2 separate regions of the Homo sapiens genome follow, and region 2 is linked to region 1. Evidence: read pairs that join two places in POLR2A ChIA-PET (ENCODE). Cell type or tissue: GM12878. All regions are shown on one strand. Each heading gives the region's core, and the rest is flanking DNA. Links, peaks and the distances in the headings are about the cores only. Region 1 overlaps GNG7 (G protein subunit gamma 7). Region 2 overlaps GNG7 (G protein subunit gamma 7).

Region 1 (9,985 bases), core at 987-8,986:
AGGAGGTCGAGGCTCTAGTGAGCTATGATTGCATCGTTTCACTCCAGCCTGGGTGACAGAGCAACAAGGAGAGGGAAGGAAGGGGAGGGGAGGGGAGGGGGAGGGGAAGGAAGGAAGGAGAGGGAGGGAGGGAAGAGAGAAAGAAAGAAAGAAAGAGAGAGAGAGAGAGGGAGGGAGGGAGAGAGGGAGAGAGGCAGGGGAGAGGAGAAGGAAAAAAAGAAAGAAGAAAACGAAGGAAGGAAGGAAAGAAGGAAGGAAGGAGAGGGAGGGAAGGAAGGAAGGAAGGACGGAAGAAAGAAAGAAAGGGAGGGAGGGAGAGAGGGACGGAGGGAGGGGAAAGGAGAAGGGAAAAAAAGAAAGAAGAAAAGGAAGGAAGGAAAGAAGGAAGGAAGGAAGGAGAGGGAGGGAGGAAAAAAAAAGAAAAGAAAATGCATACTCTTTCTAACCAACAGCTGAGGTCACAAAAAAGTAAGAAAATCCAGCACAGACTAAAAACTTCAAAGAGGACAGGGCACCGGGTGGTGAGAAGTGGCCTGTGGCCACCCAGATTGAGGGGAGAGGCTTCTGGTCTTGGTCACCAACGGCCTGATGTTGTTCTTAATCTCTGCCTCTCTTAAAAATGTATAGTGGAAAATTCCTTTTTTAAAAAAAAAACTTGGAATGTTTGTCTTTATTTTGTGCTTTATATTTTCAAAGTGAAAAGAAATAGTATTGAGTCAATTTTTGTTTTTTAAAATATTCGTTCTATATATTTACAAGCCTTCAAGCTGCTCTAAAGATTTCAAAAGTATTAAGAGTAGGACTGGGCGTGGTGGCTCACACCTGTAATCCCAGCACTTTGGGAGGCTGAGGTAGGTGGATCACCTGAGGTCAGAAGTTCGAGACCAGCCCGGGCAACAAGGCGAAACCTCGTCTCTACTAAAAATACAAAAATTAGCCGGGCATGGGGGCGGCTGCCTGTAGTCCCAGCTACTAGGGGTGCTGAGGCAGGAGAATCGCTTGAACCTGGGACACGGAGCTTGCAGTGAGCCGAGATTGTGCCACTGCACTCCTGCCTGGGCAACAGAGTGAGACTCCATCTAAAAAAAAAAAAAAATTGCAAATACTTTTCCCGGGGTAGCACTTTTTTTTTTTTTTTAAACAATCCTTGGAGTTCTGTGGTCCATGCCATTTCCTTCTGTTTCAATGTTATATATGTTTTGATTACTATTGTGATGTTTTAAGTTTTCTGAAGCAAGCTGAGAGGCAGGCCGAAATATTTGATGCCAAAAAAAAAAAAAAACTTTCTTACCTCATTCACCCCAAACCTTCTCAAATCTGGATTAAATACTATACTTTAAAACAAACATGAGGTGCTTCTGAAGGGGAGGAAAATTTATTTCTCTGCTTTTCTATTATACAAGTTGTTTACAGAAACTGCAAATCAAGGCCGGGCACAGTGGCTCACGCCTGTAATCCCAGCGCTTTGGGAGGCCAAGACGGGCGGATCACCTGAGCTCAGGAGTTCGAGACCAGCCTGGCCAACATGGAGAAACCCCATCTCTACTAAAAATACAAAACACTTAGCTGGGTGTGGTGGTGGGCACCTGTAGTCCCAGCTACTTGGGAGGCTGAGGCAGGAGAATCGCTTGAACCTGGGAGGTAGAGGTTGCAGTGAGCCGAGATATCACACCACTGCACTCCAGCCTAGGCGACAGAGTGAGACTCCCTCAAGAAAGAAAGAAAGAAGGAAAGAAAGAAGGAGGGAAGGAAGGAAGGAAGGAAGGAAGGAAGGAAGGAAGGAAGGAGGAAGAAAGAAACTGCAAATTTAAAAAATTACATATAGTGGAAAATTTCAAACACAGCCTGAAGCACGCAGGCCAGGACGAGGTCTCTCTGAGTGTCGTCACCTCCTGCAACGGGAATTAACATTCTGCCCTTCTTCTGTTCTCACTTCTCTCTCCAGCTTTGCACGGGTATTTCACACAAATTCAAGACATCATATGACTTTGCCTGTAGAACCTTCAGAATGTTCTCTAATCACTGAAGCTTTCTGATTTCCCAACACAGAACCACCCAATCAAATTAACACTGTCTTATTATCAACTTGCTCCATGATTATCAACAATAATTTCCTGTTACCAATAACCAGCCTGTGACCCATTGTCCATGATTATCTCAAAAATGTCTTTAATGGCCCGGCGTGGTGGCTCACGTCTGTAATCCCAGCCCTTTGGGAGGCTGAGGCGAGCTGATTGCTTCAGGACAGGAGTTTGAGACCAGCCTGGGCAACATACCAAGACCTCATCTCTACAAAAAATACAAAAAAATTAGCTGGGCATGGTGGCACGTACCTGTAGTCCCAGCTATTTGAAAGGATGAGGTGGGAGGATCGCTTGAGCCCAGGTGGTCAAGGTTGCAGTGAACCATGATGGCACCACTGCACTCCAGCCTGGGCAACAGAGCGAGACCCTGTCTCAAAAGAAATTAAATTTTTTTTTTTTTGAGACGGAGTCTCACTCTGTTGCCCAGGCTGGAGTGCAGTGGCGTGATCTTGGCTCACTGCAACCTCCACCTCCCGGGTTCAAGCGATTCTCCTGCCTCAGCCTCCCAAGTAGCTGGCATTACAGGCGCCCGCCACCACGTCCGGCTAATTTTTGTATTTTTAGTAGAGACGGGGTTTTGCCATGTTGGTCAGGCCGGTCTTGAACTCCTGACCTCAGTTGATTGATCCACACACCTCAGCCTCCCAAAGTGCTGGGATTATAGGTGTGAGCCACCATGCCCGGCTGAAAGGAAATTAAATTTAAGGGCCGAGTGCAGTGGCTCATGCCTGTAATCCCAGCACTTTGGGAGGCCGAGGCGGGTGGATTGCCTGAGCTCAGGAGTTTGAGACCAGCCTGGGCAACATAGCAAAACTCCGTCTCTAGTAAAAATACAAAAAATTAGCCGGGCGTGGTGGCGGGTGCCTGTAATCCCAGCTACTCGGGAGGCTGAGGCAGGAGAATGGCGTGAACCCGGGAGGCGGAGCTTGCAGCGAGCCAAGATCGCACCACTGCACTCCAGCCTGGGCAACAGAGTGAGACTCTGTCTCAAAAAAAAAAAAAAAGAAATTAAATTTAAAAAGGTAAAAAGCAGCTCAGGACCGCCAATGTACAATGCACTCCATATGGCTGTACGTATCTATGTGAGTGTGCATGTGTAGGAAAAGTCTAGGGAGTTTCAGTGGTTAGACGACAATGACCAGGACAACTGTGTGAGCAGCACCTGTGTGGCACTGAGTCATCTCAGGCTCTCCACTCGGCTCTGTCCATCAACGACCGAATCCAGCTCTCACGGCGACTCTACGCTGCATGCTTGTTACTCTACTACAGAGGAGGAAGCAACGCTTACGAAAACCAAGGACCAGAAGAACTCACAATCAAAACTAGTGGGCGGCCGGGCGCGGTGGCTCATATCTGTAATCTCAGCACTTTGAGAGGCCGAGGCGGGCGGATCACCTGAGGTCAGGAGTTTGGGACCAGCATGGCCAACATGGTGAAACCCCATCTCTACTGAAAATACAAAAATTAGCCGGGTGCGGTGGTGCATGCCTGTAATCCCAGCTACTTGGGAGGCTGAGACAGGAGAATCGCTTGAACCCAGGAGGTGGAGGTTGCAGTGAGCTGAGATCGTGCCTCTGCACTGCAGCCTGGGCGACAGAGTGAGAGTCGGTCCCTAAAATTAAAATAAAAAATAGTAGGCAGGCCCAGCGCGGGGCTCACACCTGCAATCCCAGCACTTTGAAAGGCTGAGGCAGGAAAATCACTTGAGCCCAGGAGTTTCAGACCAGCCTGGGTAACATAGTGAGACCCCGTCTCAATTAAAATTAAAAAAAAATTAAGCAGGTGTAGTGATATCCACCTGTGGTCCCAGCTACTCAGGAGGTTGAGGTGGGAGGATCGCTTGAGTCCAAGAGGTTGAGGCTGTAGTGAGCCATGATTATGCCACTGCACTCCAGCCTGGGTGACAAAGTGAGACCCTGTCCCCCCCCCAAAAAAAAAAGTGGGCAAATATCGACCCAGTTGTTCTCCTTTCACGTTCTGCACTGATGATCAGTTCCCATCCACCCCACACTGTTAACAGTGGTTAATTCTGGGGAGTGAGATTTGTGATGAAGATGTCTCCATTCTCACTCCTGCAGTACGAGACTTCTTTACAAATATATTCTCAACAGGGTGAACATCAATTCTTGGGGAGATGAAAACAAATTTTACTTTTTTTATGGATTAAGCCCAGAAAACAGAACATAAACAGATACACAGTCTATCTATGATATTGAAATTTCACAGGTATAGGCTGGGCTCGGTGGCTCACACCTGCAATCCCAGCACTTTTGGAGGCTGAGGTGGGAAGATCACTTGAGGCCAGGAGTTCAAGATCATCCTGGACAACATAGCAAGACCCAATCTCTAGAAAGAATAAAAATTTAAAAATTATCCAGGCATGGTGGTGTGCACCTGTTATCCCAGCTTTGGTGACTGAGGCGGGAGGATTGCTTGAGCCTGGGAGTTGGAAGCTGCTGCAGGGAGCTGAGATGGCGTTACTGCACTCCAGCTTGAGTGACAGAGAAAGAAGATCCTGTCTCTAAGATAAAAACAAACAAAAACTCCATTATATAATAATGCTACTTGGGGCCAGTCACAGTGGCTCACGCCTGTAATCCTAACACTGTGGGAGGCCGAGGCAGGCGGATCACCTAAGGTCAGGAGTTTGAGACCAGCCTGGCCAACATGGTGAAACCCCGTGTCTACTAAAAATACAAAAATTAGCTGGGCGTGGTGGCGGGCACCTGTAATCTTAGCTACTCAGGAGGCTGAGGCAGGAGAATCGCTTGAACCCAGGAGGTGGAGGTTGCAGTGAGCCGAGATCACGCCACTGCACTCCAGCCTGGGTGACAAGAGCAAAACTCCTTCTCAAAAATAATAATAATAAGGCCGAGTGTGGTGGCTCACACCTGTAATCCCAGCACTTTGGGAGGCCGAGGTGGGTGGATCACGAGGTCAGCAGATCGAGACCATCCTGGCTAACACGGTGAAACCCCGTCTCTACTAAAAATACAAAAAATTAGCCAGGCGTGGTGGCGGGCGCCTGTAGTGCCAGCTACTCGGGAGGCTGAGGCAGGAGAATGGCGTGAACCCAGGAGGCAGAGCTTGCAGTGAGCCGAGATTGCGCCACTGCACTCCAGCCTGGGCAACAGAGTGAGACTCTGTTTCAAAAAAAAAAAAAAAAAAGAAATTAAATTTAGAAAGGTAAAAAGCAGCTCAGGACTGCCAATGTACAATGCGCTCCATATTGCTGTACGTATCTATGTGAGTGTGCATGTGTAGGAAAAGTCTAGGGAGTTTCAGTGGTTAGACGACAATGACCAGGACAACTGTGTGAGCAGCACCTGTGTGGCACTGAGTCATCTCAGGCTCTCCACTCGGCTCTGTCCATCAACGACCGAATCCAGCTCTCACGGCGACTCTACGCTGCATGCTTGTTACTCTACTACAGAGGAGGAAGCAACGCTTACGAAAACCAAGGACCAAAAGAACTCACAATCAAAACTAGTGGGCGGCCGGGCGCGGTGGCTCATATCTGTTAATCCCAGCACTTTGGGAGGCCAAGGTGGGCGGATCACCTGAGGTCAGGAGTTCGAGACCAGCCTGGCCAACATGGTGAAACCACATCTCTACTGAAAATACAGAATTGGCCGGGCGTGGTGGCTCACGCCTGTACTCCCAGCACTTTGGGAGGCCGAGGCGGGCGGATCACGAGGTCAGGAGATCGAGACCATCCTGGCTAACACGGTGAAACCCCATCTCTACTAAAAATACAAAAAATTAGCTGGGTGTGGTGGCGGGCGCCTGTAGTCCCAGCTACTCGGGAGGCTGAGGCAGGAGAATGGTGTGAACCCAGGAGGCAGAGCTTGCAGTGAGCTGAGATCGCGCCACTGCACTCCAGCCTGAGCGACAGAGCGAGACTCCGTCTCAAAAAAAATGAAAAGTAATAAAATAATAATAATAATAATAATAATAATAATAATAATAATAATAATAATGCTACTTGGGCATCTTCCGTCAAAAGAATCAGACATCGGGTGCATTTAAATCTCTTGCCACCGTTATTCTTTCTAAGGAGCCACTAGGAAAAGGATGTCTCAAAAGAAGGTGATCACGGAAAAAGAAAGCTTATGAAACACTGACTTCTGTAATCACGTTTTCAGTTGAAAGAAATGGAAACTGATCTAACTTCCAGCTCACCTCAAGCTGGAAAGAAGTCTAGTTTCTAGAAGCATCTCCAAAATTGGAAAGTGAAGTTTCTAGCATACAGTTCCACCGAGGGCCCATGATGAAGAGGGGGAGAGGCGGGCACGAGGCGAAGCGGGTGCCCCGCGCTCGGCTGGAAAAAGCCAATGTCACCGGGCTGTGCTATTTGCTTGTGGGAGGGACGCCTGGGGTGGGGGCGTGCCGCTGGTTGCTCCGCCGCAGACACCACGTGGTGCTTTTTGAACTGATCAGAGCCCCAGCCTGCCTGCTTTGCTGTCCCGGGCTGACCTCCGAAAACACCGCACTTTCCCCTCGCTGACTTGGTAGATGTCTGTCTGTCTGCTTGAGTATCTCGAAGATCTGAGGTTTCCATTCCAGCAGAATAAATACTAGGAGGGCCCACCCCTTCCTCCTCCCAGCCGAGGCTGGATGAATCCAAATAAACCCAGCTGGTGGGGAAGAGCATTTCTAGGACTTCGGCGGGAGAAAGCACCGCCCACCCGGGTGGGTTTCCAGGAGGTGGAGGTGCGGACCTGGGAGGGGGGCCCTCGGGCAGCCCTGCCATGCAGCCGCGTCACTCCGCCTGCCTGATGTCACAGGAGCTGGGGGAGTTTGGGTATTTCATGAAGCTGTTGAGTTATTGTGGCTTTGGTTTGTGACACCGGCGTTCAGGCACGGCCTAAAGGCAACATCAAAGACGGTGCATGAAAACCGGGGGTTAGGCCGGGCGCGGTGGCTCACGCCTGTAATCCCAGCACTTTGGGAGACCGAGGCAGGCGGATCACCTGCGGTCAGGAGTTCGAGACCAGCCTGGGCAATACGGCGAAACCCCGTCTCTACTAAAAATACAAAAATTAGCCGGGGGTGGTGGTGCTGGCCTGTGATCCCAGCTACTCAGGAGGCTGAGGCAGGAGAATCGCTTGAGCCCTGGAGGTGGAGGTTGCAGAGAGCTGAGATGGCGCCACCGCACTCCAGCCTGGGCAACAGAGCAAGACTCCATCTCAAAAAAAAAAAAAAATTAGATTGTGGTAATGGTTACACAACTCTGGATATTCTAAAAACCACTGAATTGTACACTTTAAAAAGTGAATTCTATGGCATGTAAAAATCTCAATAAAGCTGTCATATAAAATAAATATATATAAATATGATGCCAAAATATATACATAAATATGGTAATAAAAAATTAAGGCCCTTAAACAGCTTGTGTTTATGTAGATTTTAGCTATACTCCTGTTACAAGTTAACATAATCCCATTAAATATTTTTTTAAACCATATATTTTATATTAGGAGGATGACACGTTTAAGTGAAAAGTAACTATTTTTCAAAAAAAAAAAACATTGAGGGGAAATAGTGGCATTGTTTTACATTTTTGCAAATTTCTTTCATGTCTGGCTTAATAGAAGACAGCTGGATTCTTGTATAAGCCTCTGAGTTCAATCCACTGTGATATCAAACGTCATGCAACCTCTGAAAACTCCACCATCTGTGTGGGAGAGACTGGGAGGAAGGAGACCCAGAGTATCTTGGCATTTTTTTTTTTTTTTTTTTGTGAGATGGAGTCTCGCTCTGTCACCCAGGCTGGAGTGCAGTGGCGCAATCTCAGCTCACTTCAACCTCCGCCTCCTGGGTTCAAGTGATTCTCCTGCCTCAGCCTCCCAAGTAGCTGGGATTACAGGCGCCACCACCACACCTGGCTAATTTTTTTTTTTAATTTTTAGTAGAGACAGGGTTTCACCATGTTGGCCAGGCTGGTCTCGAACTCCTGAGCTCAGGTGATCCACCCACCTTGACCTCTCAAAGCGCTGGGATTACAGGTGTGAGCCACAGTGCCTGGCTTCTATCTTAGCAGTTTTGACCTAGTGGTCCCCCACCAAAAGGGTCTCAGAGACCAACCCCTGGGTGTCCCTGGACCACACTTTGAGAACTCCAATACACAGGTATTCTCTCTACTTCACAGAAGAGAAAATGCGATCCAAGATGGTAATAAACCTGCTCAAGTCCTCAAAGCTGAAAAGTACGGCTGAAGGAGAATAAAAAAGAGAAACATAAAGCAGTTGTGGTGGTGTGTGCCTGTGCTCCCAGCTACTTGGGAGGCTGAAGTGGTAGGATCGCTTGAGCCCGGGAGTTTGAGGCTGCAGTGAGCTAGGATCACGCCACTACACTCCAGCCTGGGTGACAAGGAGAGACCTCCCCCCCGCCACCATCTCCAAAAACAAATTATTACTTATGTAAAAAATAGAACTAAGGAAGGTTTGCTTGACTCCAAAGCTGTGTTCTTTGCATCCATTCTAGTTCCATCCAGATGGCCCGGGGTACAGCTGGGATGCCTGTTGTCCCTAAAAACCATGGGGCACAAGTAGGTAAACCCTAGAGTAGGTAACTCCTCAATTCAGCTCAACCACTATCTGACCAGCCTCCAGTTACCAGGCAGTGTGTTTCCCCAGCCATGTGGACTCAGTCCTGCCACGGCGCGGCTCGTGCCTATTGCAGATACATGTACATGCTTGCAATATACGTGTCTGTCTCCCCTGCTCTACAATGAGCTCCCCAGGAACAAGGACTGGGCAATTTTTTTTGGCTTCCTGTCTCCACTGTTTGGCAGCAGGAAAAGAGAGGTGCCTGAAGAAAGGGTAACAGAGCAATGCAATCCCCCGATGTCAGATTTTTATTGAGGAAAAGAAAGGCAGTGAAGGCCGGGCATGGTGGCTCACGTCTGTAATCCCAAGCACGTTGGGAGGCCGGGGCAGGAGGATCCCTTGAGCCCAGGAGTTCGAGACCAGCCTGAGCAACATGGCGAGACCCTGTCTTTATAAAAAAATTAGCCGGGCATGGTGGTGTGAGCCTGTAGTCCCAGCTACTAGGGAGGTTGAAGCGGGAGGCTCACTTAAGGAGGCTGAGGTTGCAGTGAGTTATGATTTCATCACTGCACTTCAGCCTGGGCCACAGAGTAAGACCCTGTCTCAGAAAGAAGAAAAGAGAAGACAGGGGAGGGGAGGGGAGGAGAGGAGAGGGGAGGAGAGCAGTGGAATCCCAGATGATCCTTCCAGAATCTGCAAGCAGCACTGTGGAGGCACCCTGGGGAAGAAAGTCTGCTAGGATCTGGAGAAGCACTAGAAGCCGGGCACAGTGGCTCACGCCTGTAATCCCAGCACTCTGGGAGGCCGAGATGGGCAGGTCACCTGAGGTCAGGAGTTCGAGACCAGCCTGGCCAACATGGTGAAACCCCGTCTCTACTAAAAATGCAAAAATTAGCCGGGCGTGGTGGTGCACGCCTGTAATCTCAGCTACTTGGGAGGCTGAGACAGGAGGATTGCTTGAACCCGGGAGGCAGAGGTTGCAGTGAGCTGAGATCGCGCCACTGCACTCCAGCCTGGGCGACAGAGCGAGACTCCGTCTCAAAACAACAACAGAAAAAGCAGCACTGAGGACTGGGCTGCGGGCTGCGTCCTCTGCAGGCCCTGGCTCCCCTGTACCCACCCCCTCCTGCACGCTTTTAAGCAGATCCAGCACTCCCTTCAGGGCGCTGGGGAGGAGCTGCCAGCAGACAGGAATGCGCTGTGCAGAAGCAGCAGGTTCTGCCAGCTCCTCCCGAGCCTGCAGGGAAATGCAGGCAGATCTGTGGCCTCGCACAGGCGGACAGACGGGCAGCAGGGATCTCCAACCGGGCCCCGGAGCACGAACCACTACGCAATCGTCACAGCATGTGC
Region 2 (9,985 bases), core at 957-8,956, 80 kb after region 1:
ACACCGGCTAATTTTTGTATTTTTAGTAGAGATAGGGTTTCACCATGTTGGCCAGCTTGGTCTCAAACTCCTGGCCTCAAGTGATTTGCCCGCCTCGACCTCCCAAAGTGCTGGGATTACAGGTGTGAGCCACCGCGCCTGGTCTGTGACCCCTGATTTTTAAATGCTGGCAATAATTCAAAGTTTAAAGCCACTGGGTTCTACCTTGGCCAGGTGACCAATGTCAACACCACCAGTGTGGACGTCACGTGCCCCTGATGTGTTCTCCCCAGAGCCCTGAACCCCAGACTATTCAAGAGCAAACATCATGGAAACTCACGTTGGGGGACATTTTACAAAACTCCTGACGAGTCCTCCTCAAAACCACTAGGTTGGCCGGGTGCGGTGGTTCATGCCTGTAATCCCAGCACTTTGGGAGGCCGAGGCGGGCAGATCACAAGGTCAGGAGATCGAGACCATCCTGGCTAACACGGTGAAACCCCGTCTCTACTAAACAATACAAAAAATTAGCTGGGCGTGGCAGCGGGCGCCTGTAGTCCCAGCTACTCAGGAGGGTGAGCCAGGAGAATGGCCGTGAACCCGGGAGGCGGAGCTTGCAGCGAGCTGAGATAGCACCACTGCACTCCAGCCTGGGTGACAGAGCGAGATTCCATCTCAAAAAAAAAACAAAACAAAACAAAACAAAACAAAAAAAAACCCAGCAGGTCATCAAAACCAATGAGTCTGAGAAGTGTCCCAGCAGAGTGTAAGGAGATGTCGGGAGTCAATGGCATGTGGGTTCCTGGAAAAAACAAGAAAATGGAAATAAAGACCGGGCGCCGTGGCTCACGCCTGTAATCCCAGCACTTTGGGAGGCCGAGGCGGGCGGCTCACCTGAGGTCAGGAATTCGAGACCAGCCTGGCCAACATGGTGAACCCCTGCCTCTATTAAAAATACAAAAATTAGCCGTGCAGGGTGGCAGGCACCTGAAATCCCAGCTACTTGGGAGGCTGAGGCAGGAGGATCATTTGAACCCAGGAGGTGGAGGTTGCAGTGAGCCAAGATCACACCACTGGCACTCCAGCCTGGGTGAAAGAGCGAGACTCCATCTAAAAAAAAAAAAAAAGAAAGAAAGAAAGAAAGAAAAATAAAATGTAAATAAAGTGTGGAGTTGAGTTCGTGATAATGTATGGATACTGGTCTTTTTAGAAAATTTCTTTCTTTCTTTTTTTAGAGAGAGGGCCTTGTACTGCTTTTGTATATTTTAAACATACAATTGTGTATATTTCCAATATATTTCAGAGTTTTCTTAGGATACATTTGTGATAATTTGTTACACAGAATTAGCTAACTAATATAGGCTGTTTCCAAAATTCAAAACTACCCTAAAAGAAATCTGAGGCCAGGGACCGTGGCTCACGCCTGTAATCCCAGCACTTTGGGAGGCCAAGGTGGGCGGATCACCCAAGGTCAGGAGTTTGAGACCAGCCTGGCCAACGTGGTGAAACCCCATCTCCACTAAAAATATAAAAACTAGCCAGGTGTAGTGGCACCTTGCCTATAATCCCAGCTACTCCAGAGGCTGAGGCAAAAGAATTGCCTGAACCTGGGAGCCAGAGGTTGCGGTGAGCCGAGATCACCCCACTGCACTCTAGCCTGAGCAACAGAGTGAGACTCCATCTCAAAAACAAAACAAACAAGAAAAAAGAATCTGAAATATAATGGAAATACACACAATTGTATGTTTGAAATATACAAAAGCAGTACAATCCACTCTTGAAGGGAATCAGAATCGTCACACTGCTGGGAAAAGGGCAAGGTCTCCAAAGGTGACTGGTGTTTTTGTTTTTTGTTTTTGTTTTGTTTTTTTTTGAGACAGAGTCTTGTTCCGTTGCCTAGGCTGGAGTGCAGTGGTGCAATCTCAGCTCGCTGCAACCTCCACCTCCTGGGCTCAAGCGATCCTCCTGCCTCAACCTCCCAAGTAGCTGGGATTACAGGCGCCCACAACCATGCCCGGCTAATTTTTGCATTTTTAGTAGAGACGAGTTTTTACCATGTTGGCCAGGCTGGTCTCGAACTCCTGACCTCAGGTGATCCACCCGCCTTGGCCTCCCACAGTGCTGGGATTACAGGCGTGAGCTACTGCGTCTGGCCTGCAAGGTGACTGTTTTAAAACACAGAGGACACCTGCTGAGATGCAAAGTCAGGGAGTGTTGAAGAAAACAGAGATCTCCTTATGTGATGGTCGTAACTCGCATTTCCACCCTCGACAGCGCCGACTCCATCGGGCAGCTTTTCTACATAGTCAAGTTTGAAAACTGTGCCATTGTACGTCACCAGAAACGGACTCGGTTAGAAAACAATGCTCTTTCGTAATGTATACCGTACTACTTTTCCTAAAACGGAACTGTCATAACGCCTCCCCCTCTGGCTGAGACTAGAATAGATAAAAATCCAGATTTTCACACACTCGGGACTGGTAATGTTTTAACACATGGAAAACGCGACAGGGTTACAGACTGCTTTAGCTTCTCCAAACAAATCCGCAACGGCGCCAAGCACTCCTAACAGTTGGACGTGTTCATAAATGAACCCAAACAGATCACGTTCTCGGAGACGGATGCACGCCAGAAATTCCTGTCGTGCCCCTGAAGAACTAACAGGTCTCTCTCTGCAACGGTGGACGACTGGTCAAACCCTGGAACCAGCCAGGAACAGCAGCAAGTGCACGGGCTCGGGAATGGGAATCTGGCTTTATGGAACCTCCAGGCTCAAGGGGACACCAGGAAGGGACAGCTTCGTGACCAAGCCCGGTGTGACCCACCAAAAATCTGCAACCACGAAGACCAGGAAATGCCAGCAGTGCCGAGCAGGAGAGGTCGCTTGACGGTAAAGAAGCAGGGAGCGTTATTTAGCAAACCAGGCTGGTTAAAGAGTAGAGAATATCAGATGTCGCGGCCCCTCTGCAGAGGACAGTTCTGAAGGACAGCGATGACCTAAATTGGCTCCTATGAGGGACTGCTGGGGGAAATATTTCCCCAGGATCCTATAAGATACAAAGAAAAACATATGAAAACAGAAAAGATATTCCCGACACTTGGGGGTCTCAATGGGGCGGGGGAGGTCTGAGGACATCTGTGGTTTTCACGATTGGGGGGAGCTCCTGGTATGGAGTGGGTGGAGGCCAGGGACACTGCTCAGCACCCTGCAGTGCCCAGGATGGCCCCTCCCCAGAGAATGATCCAGCCCCAATGTCCACAGCACCAGGGGGAAGAGACTCAAAGTTAATTATTTGGAAGAAAATATTGTTGAGCCAGATGCCTCAGAATGGGACCTTATTTGGAAACAGGGTTTCTGCAGATGGACTTATTATTAAGATGTGGTTGTGCTGGATTAAGATGAGCCCTAAATCCAATAACTGATGTCCTTATAAGACGAGGGAAATTTGGACACAGACCCACACAGGGAAGGGGGCCGTGTGAGGATGGAGGCAGAGACTGGAGCGATGTCACCAGCCCAGGGGCGCCAAGAACCGCCGGCCACTTGCCAGATGCTGGAAGAGGCAGGAAGGATCCTCCCCGGGAGCTTCTGGGCCGGGAACGGCCCTGCCCACACCTTCGTCTCAGACTTCTGGCTTCTAGAACTGCCAGAAAATCCATTTCTGTGGTTTTGAGCCATGCAGGTTGAAGTCATTTTCCATGGGCGCCCTCAAATATCCAAACTTCACCCCACAGAGACCCTCCCCTAGGCACCCACATCCTGGCATGTTCAGACACCCTCCTCGTGAACATGCACAGCCCCCAAGGCACCAGATAGACATTGATTTCCATCTAGAAGTGTCCGTCAAACCCTCAGCGATATATCTCTGCCGCCCAGGCTAGAGTGCAGTGGCACAGTCTCAGCTCACTGCAACCTCCACCGCCTGGCTCAAGCGATCCTCCCACCTCAGCCTCCCAAGGAACTGGGACCACAGGCGCGCACCATCATGCTTGCCTAATTTTTGTTTTCGCTTTCTGTAGAGATGGGGTTTCACCATGTTGCCCAAGCTGGTGTCAAACTCCCAGATTCAAGTGATCCTCCCGCCTCGGCCTCCCATAGTCCTGGGATTACAGGTGTGAGGCATCGCGCCCAGCCTCTTTGGTGGTTTTCAGGAACAGCTAGTTAGTTATTCTGCAGATGGAGGTTCAGGAGCTTGCACCACTTCCTAGACCCGGCTGGAGGAGTTGGGTGTAATTTTCAGCCGGGCGGGTGCAAGACTCAAAGAGATGTGTGGCAGAGAGAAGCTGTTCAGACAGCTTCTGGGGTTGCCAGGAAGAAACAAGCCACTTGCTCCGATCTGCACATTCCCTCCCTGTCCAGGGCTGATTTCCACCCAGGCAGGACTCCCGATTCCCAGAGAATCTCAAAGCAAGGCATTCTCCTGGCCGTGATCCGGCTCTCAGCTCTAAAGGGACTCCATATCTTTACTGCAGACCCAAATCTGTGTCACCACAGAGGAAAAACGGCCGCTTAATTACACTTGCATATATGCTCGCAAGAATTCTTCCAGGGAGCAGGATCTGGGAACGTCCTCTGGAGACAGGGCCTTCCAGGAGACGCTGAGCTCGGTGTTGGAGCATGGAGGCTGAATCTAATCCATCAACAGGATGCCACAGGGGAGCAGAGAATTCCATTTTTTTTTTTTTGCTTCAATTCCTTTCTATACAACCGTGGTTCTCAACCAGGGGTCCTTCTGGTCCCCAGGGGATGCTAGGTGGTGTCTGGGGGCATTTGTGACTGTTATGACTCAGGGATGCTCCTGGCGTGGAGTGGGTGGAGGCCAGGGATGCTGATCAGAACCTTGCAGTGGCCAGGACAACCCCACCCCAGAGAACGACCCAGCCCTGAATGCCAAGGGGGAGAGACTCTGCCTTAATTATTTGGAAAAATATTGTATCTGCTCCCTGTTGACACCAGACACTAGAAAAAATTCCCGATGGGGTGGATGGCAGAAACCAAGGGGGGCCCCAGCTCCTGCGATTCTCCTCCTCTCTCCCTCCCCACTCAGGGTGTGGATTACAATGTGTGCAGCCTCCTGGAACCTCAGGAGGACAGAGGATCATGAGACACAGAGTTTCTTGGGGATCTGTGGAATCCCCTAACCCCCGGGGGTCTCACCTGGGGGTGATTCTGCCCCCCATGGGGCACTGGGCAATGTCTGGGGACATCTTTGGTTGTCACAACTCGGGGTGTCCCTGGCATAGAGTGGGTGGAGGCCAGGGACGCTGCTCAGCACCCTACAGTGCCCAGGATGGCCCCACCTCAGAGAACGATCTGGCCCCAAGGTCCACAGTGACAGAGAGTGATAACCGCTGCCATAATCTATAGGACTGACCATAGCCACATGCATATGGTCACACAAACATGAGTGTGACTGTCCCTCTGACTCAAAGGACAAAGCCAGTCCCAACCTTTCTAACCCTGCCACCTGTGCTGACCACCAGTGGCCTCTGTGTGGATGTTAGTTAGGGTTCAGCAGCCTTAGGAAAACAGAACACCAGGCATCCAGACCTTCCACTGTGGCCCTGAGTGGAAGAGGAGGTGGCGGTGGCCGACGCCAACACTGTCACAGCAAGAAACAAGAGAGTGGGTGTGACTGTGGTCACTTCCATCTCAGGGCACATGCTACATTGAGGAAGTAAAACCTGGGGGGAGCGAGATATACAAGAAGTGAAAGGTGACTTGTAGAATGTTCTGGAATCTTCCAGAAGCTTCTGGAAACTTCCAGAATTTTCTGAAATATAGTAGGTATTGTGGCATAGCAAGGCTTTGGATTCAGAAGCTGCTGGGCTTGGGCACGGAGTCAAAAAAGTAACAGAGGAAAAGCCACGGAATGCAAACTTCCAGGGATGACATGGTTGCCACACAGTGGGCAGGTGGGTCACACCCACTGTACACAGGTCACACTTGGCTCTTTGAACTCAGTCACCTATTATGGGTGGAGGAACCAAATCCTGGGATGGGGTAATAAATGCATACGGTTTCAGTTTCCCCATCCACAACACAGGGAGAAGAATCAGATAAGGTGTCCAGTCTCGGAGGGTCCTGGGCAGCAGGCAGCGCCTCCAAGATCATCACCTCCAACCCTGATTCTGCCAAGCCCCAGCCTGGTAACTACTTCTCTCAAGGGGTCCCAGCTCTCAGAGCTAGGAGTGGCCTTCAACGCCAGGTCTACACCCCATGCCAACAGAATCCCTTCCCTGACCTTTGCACCAGCCAACCCATCCTCCGTCATGCAGCCTTCGACGATCGGAAACCAACAGCTTCTCATGACGGTCCCTCCGATTTCCAGACAAGCCTGATTCTTAAGCCAGCCCAGCCAAGCTACAGCTCCTATCCCATCTCCCCAAGAACAGACTTCATCGTTTTCTGAATTTGGTCCACGCCCATGGTGTCCGTGAGGAAAAATAACAACATAAGTAACATATAGTACAATGCTAATTTTTTGAGACGGGATCTTGCTGTTGCCCAGGCTGGAATGCAGTGGTGCAATCATAGCTCACTGCAGCCTCAACTTCCTAGGCTTCCAAGCAATCCTCCTGCCTCAGCCTCCCAAGCAGCTGGGACCACAGGTGTGCACCACCATATCTGGCTAATTTTTAATAAATTTTGTAGAGATAGAGTCTCACTATGTTGCTCAGGCTGGTCTCGAACTCCAGGGCTCAAGCAATCCTCCCACCTAAGCCTCCCAAAGTGCTGGAATTACAGGTGTGAGCCACCACACCCAGCCAATACTAATATTTATACATAATATATTGAATAATATTAGCAGTGATTCCAGCAATAACAGTGATAACCAGGACCACCACCCATCCAGGTCACAGCCTCGTAGTCCATCCCAATCTTTTCAATGACCCTAGGGAGTGATTCCTATCCTGTCTGACACACAAGGAAACAGAAAGGTTCCATGTTTTCTTCAAAATTCACACAGAAAGAAAGTCACATGGTGGCTAAGTAGGCATTCTAAATCCAATGCCTCACCATGCCTACATTCCAGAAAACTCTAGAAGGCTCTGGGAGTTTCTAGAAGGTTCCAGAAGATTCCAGAACCCTCCATGATTCGCCACCTTTCACTTTTTACATATCCTATTCCCCCAGGTCCCACTTCCTCAAAGCAGGACAGAATTTTCAACCCCTTGCATTCCCATCTGCATCTTCACCTTACTCATTGTATTAACTCCAGGCACCAGGTAGCACCTTCCTAAATTACCTGGGCTTGGCAAGACCTAAATCAAAGACATGACCTGCTCAGTAGTCCCAGATGTGAAGAAACTCAAAATCCAATGCCAGAATCCCTTAAAACAGAACCAGTCAGTGTCCACAGCTCTATTAGGCTTGACCCACAGTGGAGAAAGATGAGAAACCCACAGGGAGAAAAACAGGACCGTCTTCTTACAGTCTAAGACTGTCAGCCAGGCACGGCAGCTCACGCCTGTAACCCCAGCATCTTGGGAGACCGAGGAGGGAGGATCGCTTAAGCCCAGGAGTTCGAGCAGCCTGGGCATCATAGTAAGACCTTGTCTCTTTTTTTTTTTTTTTTTTTTTGAGACAGAGTCTCGCTCTGTTGCCCAGGCTGGAGTGCAGTTGTGCGATCTCGGCTCACCACAACCTCCACCTCCCAGGTTCAAGTGATTCTCTCTGCCTTAGCCTCCCCGAGTAACTGGGATAACAGGCACCCGCCACCATGCCTGGCCAATTTTAGTATTTTTAGTAGAGATGTGGTTTCACCATCTTGGCCAGGCTGGTCTCAAACTCCTGACCTCAGGTGATCCACCCGCCTCGGTCTCCCAAAGTGCTGGGATTACAGGCATGAGCCACCTTGCCCAGCCACCTGTCTCTATTTTTTAAAAAATTAAAACATTTTAAAATTAAAAATTAAAAGCTCTGAAAAGTGACCACATAGACTAACAGTGGGTTTTTTAGTAAAATACACTTAACACAAAATTTACAATTTTTTTTTTTTTTTTTTTTTGAGATGGAGTTTCCCTCTTGTTGCCCAGGCTGGAATGCAATGGTGAGATCTCAGCCCACTGCAACCTCCGCCTCCTGGGTTCAAGAGATTCTCCTGCCTCAGCCTCCTAAGTAGCTAGGATTACAGGCATGCATCACCACGCCTGGCTAATTTTGTATTTTAGTAGAGGCGGGGTTTCTCCATGTTGGTCAGGCTGGTCTTGAACTCCCGACTTCATTCGTTTCTTTTTTGAGACAGGGTCTTGCTCTGTTGCTCAGGCTGGAGTGCGGTGGTGTGATCACAGCTCACTGCAACCTTCGTCTCCCGAGCTCGCATGAGGGTCCCCATGTCCTACCTCCCCGTGAGCCCTTGTGATTGTTTGTTGTTCTGGTTTTTTAATTCTAGCCATCTTACTGGGCGTGAAGTGGTATCTCACCATGGCTCTGATTTGCATTTCCCTGAGGACTGACGCGGAGCATGTTTTGAAGTGAAACCGACAGTTTTTGTTTCTTTGATCCTCCTGTGTAACCCTCCCAAGTAGCTGGGACTACAGGTGTGCCCCAGCAGGCCTGGCTAATTTTTATTTTTATTTTTTTTGTAGCAACCAACTTTTTTTATTTTATTGTTTTTGAGACGGAGTCTTGCTCTGTTGCCCAGGCTGGAATGCAGTGGCACGATCTCGGCTCACTGCAACCTCCACCTCCCAGGTTCAAGCGATTCTCCTGCCTCAGCCTCCCGAGTAGCTGGGACTACAGGCGCCCGCCACCACGCCCGGCTAATTTTTTGTCCTTTTAGTAGAGATGGGGTTTCACCATATTAGTCAGGATGGCTTCGATCTCCTGACCTCATGATCCGCCCGCCTCGGCCTCCCAAAGTGCTGGGATTGCAGGCGTGAGCAACCTCACCCAGCCGGTCTCCAACTCTTGGACTCAAGTGATCCTCCCACCTCGGCCTCCCAAAGCGCTGGGATCACTAGCATTAGCCACATCACCGGGCCAGATCCTTCTTGCGCAGTGTTTGTGTGGACATACGCTTTCACTTCCCTTAGGTGTACGTCTAGGAGTCAACTCACAGGGTCATATGGAAACACTGTATGTAACCACTTCAGGAACTGCCAGGCTGTTTCCAGAGCAGCTGTACCACATGATGTTCCCAGCAGCGACGCATGAGGATCCCCGTGTCTCTACCTCCCCGTGAGCCCTTGTGATTGTTTGTTGTTTTGGTTTTTTTAATTCTAGCCATCCTACTGGGTGTGAAGTGGTATCTCACCATGGCTTTGATTTGCATTTCCCTGAGGACTGATGCGGAGCATGTTTTCAAGTGAAACTGATAGTTTCTGTTTCTTTGTTTTTGTTTGAGATGGAGTCTTGCTCTGTTGCCCAGGCTGGAGTGCAGTGGCGCAATCTCAGCTCACTGCAACCTCCGCCTCCCAGGTTCAAGGGATTCTCCTGCCTCAGCCTCCCAAGTAGCTGGGATTACAGGCGCGCGCCACCACGCCCGGCTAATTTTGTATTTTTAGCAGAGACTGGGTTTCACTATGTTGGCCAGGCTGGTCTTGAACTCCTCACCTCAGGTGATCCACCCACCTTGGCCTCCCAAAGTGCTGTGATTACAGGCGTGAGCCACCGCGCCCGGCCTGAAGCTGATAGTTTTTAACATGAGGGGTCCTGGTATAATCAACTCCACAGCTAGAAGGAAGCCGGAGTTTTACCTGGAAAAATGTGCAAGGAAACGTGGCTGGTTCCATCACGGAGATGAAAGAGTTTGTGCAAAATGCAGACAGAGCCATCTCATAAAAGAGCTACAGGGCGAGCTGGGCACGGAGGCTCACACCTGTCATCCCAGCATTTCGGGAGGCCAAGGCGGGCGGATCACGAGGTCAGGAGTTCGAGACCAGCCTGGCCAACATAGCGAAACCCCGTCTCTACTAGAAATACAAAAATTGGCCAGGCGTGGTGGCACGCACCTGTAGTCCCAGCTACTCAGGAGGCTGAGGCAGGAGAATCACTTGAACC

The links. Peaks named below come from ENCODE experiments on the same cell type or tissue, not always from the same donor. Only the 100,000 strongest peaks of a DNase experiment are listed, where the experiment ranks them.
Region 2: POLR2A ChIA-PET joins it to region 1 with 7 read pairs; 1 of 35 experiments calls an interaction of 5 or more read pairs at or near these places.

The regions. Positions count from the first base shown.
Region 1 is chr19:2,592,662-2,602,646 of GRCh38, forward strand. All of the region lies in intron 2 of GNG7 (G protein subunit gamma 7), which reads right to left. It also overlaps the pseudogene RN7SL121P. Among named protein-coding and RNA genes, the nearest start is that of MIR7850, 33 kb to the right of the region's middle. RefSeq lists an enhancer at 1-297. In GM12878, for the core only: no CTCF peak of the experiment used is centred there; DNase peaks (open chromatin) are centred at 2,030, 5,292 and 6,430; H3K4me3 peaks cover 1,782 bases; H3K27ac peaks cover 5,013 bases.
Region 2 is chr19:2,672,602-2,682,586 of GRCh38, forward strand. All of the region lies in intron 1 of GNG7 (G protein subunit gamma 7), which reads right to left. Among named protein-coding and RNA genes, the nearest start is that of GNG7, 25 kb to the right of the region's middle. RefSeq lists a silencer at 5,481-5,629. In GM12878, for the core only: no CTCF peak of the experiment used is centred there; DNase peaks (open chromatin) are centred at 5,649 and 8,420; H3K4me3 peaks cover 324 bases; H3K27ac peaks cover 1,815 bases.